Regions from separate parts of the Homo sapiens genome. Here region 2 is linked to region 1. Evidence: read pairs that join two places in POLR2A ChIA-PET (ENCODE). Cell type or tissue: PC-9. All regions are shown on one strand. Links, peaks and the distances in the headings refer to the core of each region. The heading gives the core; the rest is flanking DNA.

Region 1 (2,907 bases), core at 176-2,675:
GACGGTCCCCACAAGCGAGTTGGCCAAGTGCGATGGCTCATGCCTGTAATCCTAGTGCTTTGGGAGGTGGACATGGGAGGATCTCTCGAGCCCAGGGGTTTGAGACCAGGCCAACAAACAGTGAGATCTCATCTCTACAAAAAAATAAAAAATTAGCTGGGTGTGGTGGTGCATGCAGGTTGTCCCAGCTATTCAGGAAGCTGAGGCAGGAGGATCACTTGAGCCCAGGAGGTCAAGGCTGCAGTGAGCTATGATCGCACCACTGCACTCCAGCCTGGGTGACAGAGCAAGACTCTGTCTCTAAAAAAAACACAAAGGCCTAGCTCAGTGGCTCACCTCTGTAATCCCAGCACTTTGGGAGGCTGAGCCAGCAGGATCACTTGAGCTCAGGAGTTAAAACCAAGCTGGGCAAGACCTCGTCTCTACAAAAAAGAAAAAAAAAAAAAAAAAAAAAAAGGCCAGGCGCAGTGGCTCACAGCTGTAATCCCAGCACTTTGGGAGCCTGAGGCGGGTGGATTCCTTGACCCCAGGAGGTCAGCTGCAGTGAGCTGTGATTGTGCCATTGCACTCTAGCCTGGGCGACAGGAATGAGACCTTGTCTCAAAAAAAAAAAAAAAAAAAAAAAAAAAAAAAAGCTGTTAGTGCCAAGGCTGAGAAACCCTGTCCAAGATTAATGCAGAGTACAGAGAAGAAAGAAGACCTCAGGAGGAGGGGGGAAACACCAAGAAATACAAACACAAAATTAAAAGAAAAAAAAAAACCTAATAAACAGTGAATTTCACACCAATTTATAAAGATACAGGATTTTAGGGATTAACATTCCTATTTGGTGGCCTTTCAGGATATTGCTAAGAGGACTTTAAGGTCATTTTGAGTTTTTCTACTACTACATTTTTATCAATTCTTTCACCAAGCATTTCTTGAGCACCTACTGTGTGCCAGAGGCTGAGGACACAAAGATGTGAGCTTTTCTCTTCCCTGGGGGAGCTGGGAGATTTTAGTGGTGGAAATACCTATAAATGAAGAATTGGAATTCCAAGGACAAGAGGTAAAGGGCAAGAAAAAGAGTTCTTCTCTATACCAAGCACTCCTGCTTACCTCCAGTCATCTTCATTCCGCTCTCACCAGTGAGTGTTATTCCCTTTTCACAAAAGAAGAAACTGTGAGATTAATAACAAGAGCAGACAAGCAAGTGTCGGGCCCTGTTCTCAATGTTTTAATTAATTTATTTATTTTTAAATTGTTGTTGTTGTTGTTGTTGTTTTGAGACCAAAGTCCCCCTCTGTCGCCCAGGCTGGAGTGCAGTGCTGTGATTTCGGTTCACTGCAGCCCTCGCCTTCTAGGTTCAAGCAATTCTCATGCCTCAGCCTCCCGAGTAGCTAGGATTATAGGCGTGCACCAACGTGCCCAGCTAATTTTTGTATTTTTAGTAGAGACCGGGTTTCACCATGTTGGCCAGGCTGGTCTCGATCACCCAACCTCAAGTGATCCACCCGCCTCAGCCTCCCAAAGTGCTGGGATTACAGGCATGAGTCACCACGCCCAGCCCTCAGTGTTTTCTCATGTAACTCATTTTATTTTTTTTATTAACTCATTTTACTTTCACAACTATCCTTTGAGGAGGGCATTAATATCATCACCTTCGTTTTACATCCGTGGGTGCTGAGGGACCAAGCGTTTAGGTAACTTGTCCAAGGTCCCACAGCCAGGCTGTCTGGCCGCAGAATCCATGCCCTTCACAATCTACACTGGTGCTTCTCTTATGCTTCATCCAAGGAAGAAAATGGTAGATCTGGGCTTAAAAGCCAGAGTGTGACTGGAAACCCAATGCTCTTCTGCTACATGATACTCTCCCCTGTTCTAGAAAAGAGCTCAACATGCTATAGGCTCACAGGTGTCTGATTGCGCCTGAAGAAGTCAAAGTCGATTTCAGTTGGAGGTAGCATCTGAGCTCATAGTGGAGGTATATGCCAGAAGGAAGGTCAGACAAAGGGAGAAGGACAAGAACAGCTGGAATAGAAAACAATAAACTTCACCATGGCTAGCAGTTTGTTGTGGTTGGAATGTAAGCTATACCAGAGCAAAGGACTAAAGAGAACCTAGAGGCCAGGTGCAGTGGCTCACACCTGTAATCCCAGCACTTTGGGAGGCCAAGATGGGAGGATCACTTAAGCCTAGGAGTTTGAGACCGGTCTGGGCAACATAAAGAGACCTCATCTTTACAAAAAAATAAAATTTTAAAGGCATGGTGGTACACACCTGTAGTCCTATCTACTCAGGAGGCTGAGGCAGGAGGATCACTTGAGCCCAGGAGGCTGAAGCTGCAGTGAGCCATAATCATACCACTGTACTCCAGCCTGGATAACAGAGCAAGACCCTGTCCCCAAAAAAAAGAAAAAAAAAAAAGAACCTAGAGAAGTAAATAAGGGTAAGATCAGGAAGTGTGAGCTTTAACTTCCAGGCAAAAGGTAATTATTAAAAGACCATAAGGAGGCCAGGCGTGGTGGCTAACACCTGTAATCCCAGCACTTTGGGAGGCCAAGGCAGGTGGATCACCTGAGGCCAGGAGTTTGAGACCAGCCTGGCCAACATGGTGAAACCCCATCTCTACTAAAAATATAAAAGTTAGCCAGGTGTGGTGGCCTGTAATCCCAGCTACTCGGGAGGCTGAGGCAGGAGAATCGCTTGAACCTAGGAGGCAGAGGTTGCAGTGAGCCGAGATCGCACCACTGCACTCAGCCTGGACAACAGGGTGAGACTCGGTCTCAAAAAAAAAAAAAAAAAGAACATAAGCAGAGCATGATCTGACTTAACATCAACTTGATATCAACCCATACTTTGGAGTCTAGAACAAATATTTCCCATTCCTTTCTGTCCACATGCCCTGCTCTTGTTCTTTTTAATCTC
Region 2 (2,907 bases), core at 283-2,782, 520 kb after region 1:
TGTGAGATGGTATATATATTTTTCCTATAACTTCTGTAAAAAATTACCAAAATTTTAGTGGCTTAAAACAACACAAATAATTTATTATCTCACAGTCAGAAGTCTGATGCAATTGTAGCTCAATGGGCTAAAATCCAGCAGTCGGCAGGGCTATCCTTTTTCCTAGAGGCGATAAGGGAGAGCGTGTTTTCTTGCCTTTTCCACCTTCTAGAGGCTCCTGCATTCCCTGGCTTGTGGCCCCTTCCTCCATCTTCAAAGCCTGCAATGATGGGTTGAGTCTTCTCACATTGCATCGCTCTGACATCTTCTTTTGCCTTTTCTTCCACTTTTCAAGACCCTTTTGACTACATTGGGCCCATTCAGACAATACAAAATAATCTCCTTATTTTAAGGTCAGATGATTAGCAACCTTAACTCTATCTGCAACCTAATTCCCCATTGCCATGTAAGATAACATGTTCACGCATTCCAGGGATTAGGATATGTGCATCCTTGGGGGCCATTGTTATTGTTTCCCACATGTTGATAAGTGCCATGGAGAAAAACAAAGCAGGGACAAGGGAGAGGGAGTGCTGGGGGGGAGAGGGGCTGGAAGTCCTTAATGACAAGGGATGTTTGAGTGAAGAGCTGAAGTTGGTGTTGGAGAGAGCCACGAGGGTATCTGAGTGTTCCAGGCAGAGGAAACGGAGAGTGCAAAGGCTCTGAGGCAGAAGCATGACCGCTATGTTATTTTGGTGTTTTTTTTTTTTTTTTTTTTTAGATAGAGTCTCACTCTCTGTCGCCCAGGCTGGAGTGCAGTGGCACCATCTTGGCTCACTGTAACCTCCAGCTCCTGGGTTCAAGCAATTCTCCTGCCTCAGCCTTCTGAGTAGCTATGATTATAGGTCCACGCCACCAGGCCTGGCTAATTTTTTGTATTTTTAGTAGAAACGGGGTTTCACCATGTTAACCAGGCTGGTCTCAAACTCCTGACCTCAGGTGATCCACCCACCTCCCAAAGTGCTGGGATTATAGGCATGAGCCACTGTGCCCAGCCATTTTTTGTATTTTTAGTAGAGATGGAGTTTTGCCATGTTGGCCAGGCTGGTCTTGAAGTCCTGGCCCCAACTCTTGGCCTCAACTCCTGGCCTCAAGTGATCCACTTGCCTCAGCCTCCCAAAATGCTAGGATTATAGGCGTGAGCCACCACGCCCAGCTGACTTATGTTTTCAAAGGACCCCTTTCTGCTATGTTGAGAATTGACTGTTGAGAGGTAAGAATCAAGGCAAGAAGACTAGTTAGGAGGCTACTGCCATGACCCAGGTCAGAAATGTTGGTAGCTGAGAGTGGAGAAAAGTAGTCAGATTCCAGATGTATGATGAAAGTAGACCTGCAGGACTTGTTGACAGATTGGGTGTGGGAGGTGTAAGAGAGGAGTCCTGGCTTGAGTAATTTAGAAGGATGACATGGCTATTTCCTGATGTGGGGAAGACTGTGGGAGAAACACGCTGGGGAGGAGTGGAGTCAGGAGTTGAGTTTTAGAGGTATTAAGTTTGAGATTCCTGACATATACCTGTAGGCAGCTGAATATATGAGTCTGGAACCCAAGGAAGGACTTAGAAGGGAGATATCAATTGGAGAATCCTGAGCAAGTAGGTGGTATTAAAAATCATGAGACTGGATGTGGCCACTAAGAGATGAGTGAAAGTAGGGAATATAGAGAATAGGTCCGAGGATTCAGCCCTGGGTACTCTGACATTTAGGGTGGGGAGTGGGTGGGAATGAGGAAGTACTAGCTAGGAAGACTGAGAAGGAGTGGCCAGCAAGACAGGAGAAAAACCAGGAGTCTCCAGTGTATTGAAACCCACGTCGGCTGGGCGCGGTGGCTCATGCCTGTAATTCTAGCACTTTGGGAGGCCGAGGCGGGTGGATCACTAGGTCAAGAGATTGAGACCTTGGGAGGCCAAGGCAGGCGGATCACAAGGTCAGGAGTTCAAGAGCAGACCGGCCAAGATAGCGAAACCCCATCTCTATTAAAAATACAAAAATTAGCCGGGAGTGGTGGCGTGTGCCTGTAATCCCAGCTACTCGGGAGGCCAAGACAGAGAATTGCTTGAACCCAGGAGACGGAGGTTGCAATGTGTCAAGATTGCGCCACTGCACTCTAGCCTAGGTGACAGAGTGAGACTCCATCTCAAAAAAAAAAAAAAAAAAAAAGAGAGAGAGAGAGAGAGATCGAGACCAGCCTGGATGGTGAAACCCCATCTCTACTAAAAATGCAAAAGTTATCTGGGCATGATGGTACATGCCTGTAGTCCCAGCTACTCGAGAAGCTGAGGCAGGAGAATTGCTTGAACCCAGGAGGTGGAGGTTGCAGTGAGCCAGGATTGTGCCACTGCACTCCAGCCTAGTGACAGAGTGAGACTCCGTCTCAAAAAAAGAAAGAAAGAAAGAAACCCAAGTCAAAAGGATTTTTTAAGGAAGGGGCAGTTGGATGCTGCTAAGGAATCAAGTAAGATGAAGAATGAGAATTGACCATTGGATTTAGCACATGGGGGTCTTAAAGGAAAGTTTCCATGGAAATAGTATGGGCAAAAGCCTTACTCAAGTGGATTCAAGAGACAGGAATTGGAGGCAGCCTACATAGACAACTCATACAAAGAGTTGGCTGTCAAGGAAACAGAGAAGTGGGCAATAGCTCTAGGGAGATGTGGCGTCATCAGAATTTTTTTTTTTTTTTTTTTTTTTTTTTTGAGAAGAAGTCTCCCTCTGTCGCCAGGCTGGAGTGCAATGGCGTGATCTCGGCTCACTGCAACCTCTGCCTCCCAGGTCAAGCAATTCCCCTGCCTCAGCCTCCTGAGTAGCTGGTACTACAGGCTCACGACACCATGCCCAGCTAATTTTTGTATTTTTAGTAGAGACGGCGTT

Evidence for each region. ChIA-PET counts read pairs that join two places held together with the same protein. Peaks named below come from ENCODE experiments on the same cell type or tissue, not always from the same donor. Only the 100,000 strongest peaks of a DNase experiment are listed, where the experiment ranks them.
Region 2: POLR2A ChIA-PET joins it to region 1 with 16 read pairs; 2 of 35 experiments call an interaction of 5 or more read pairs at or near these places.

What each region holds. Positions count from the first base shown.
Region 1 is chr12:12,283,699-12,286,605 of GRCh38, forward strand. No RefSeq gene overlaps it. Among named protein-coding and RNA genes, the nearest start is that of LRP6, 18 kb to the left of the region's middle. RefSeq lists an enhancer at 73-614. In PC-9, for the core only: no CTCF peak of the experiment used is centred there; no DNase peak of the experiment used is centred there.
Region 2 is chr12:12,799,197-12,802,103 of GRCh38, forward strand. No RefSeq gene overlaps it. Among named protein-coding and RNA genes, the nearest start is that of DDX47, 13 kb to the right of the region's middle. In PC-9, for the core only: no CTCF peak of the experiment used is centred there; a DNase peak (open chromatin) is centred at 1,385; H3K27ac peaks cover 2,500 bases.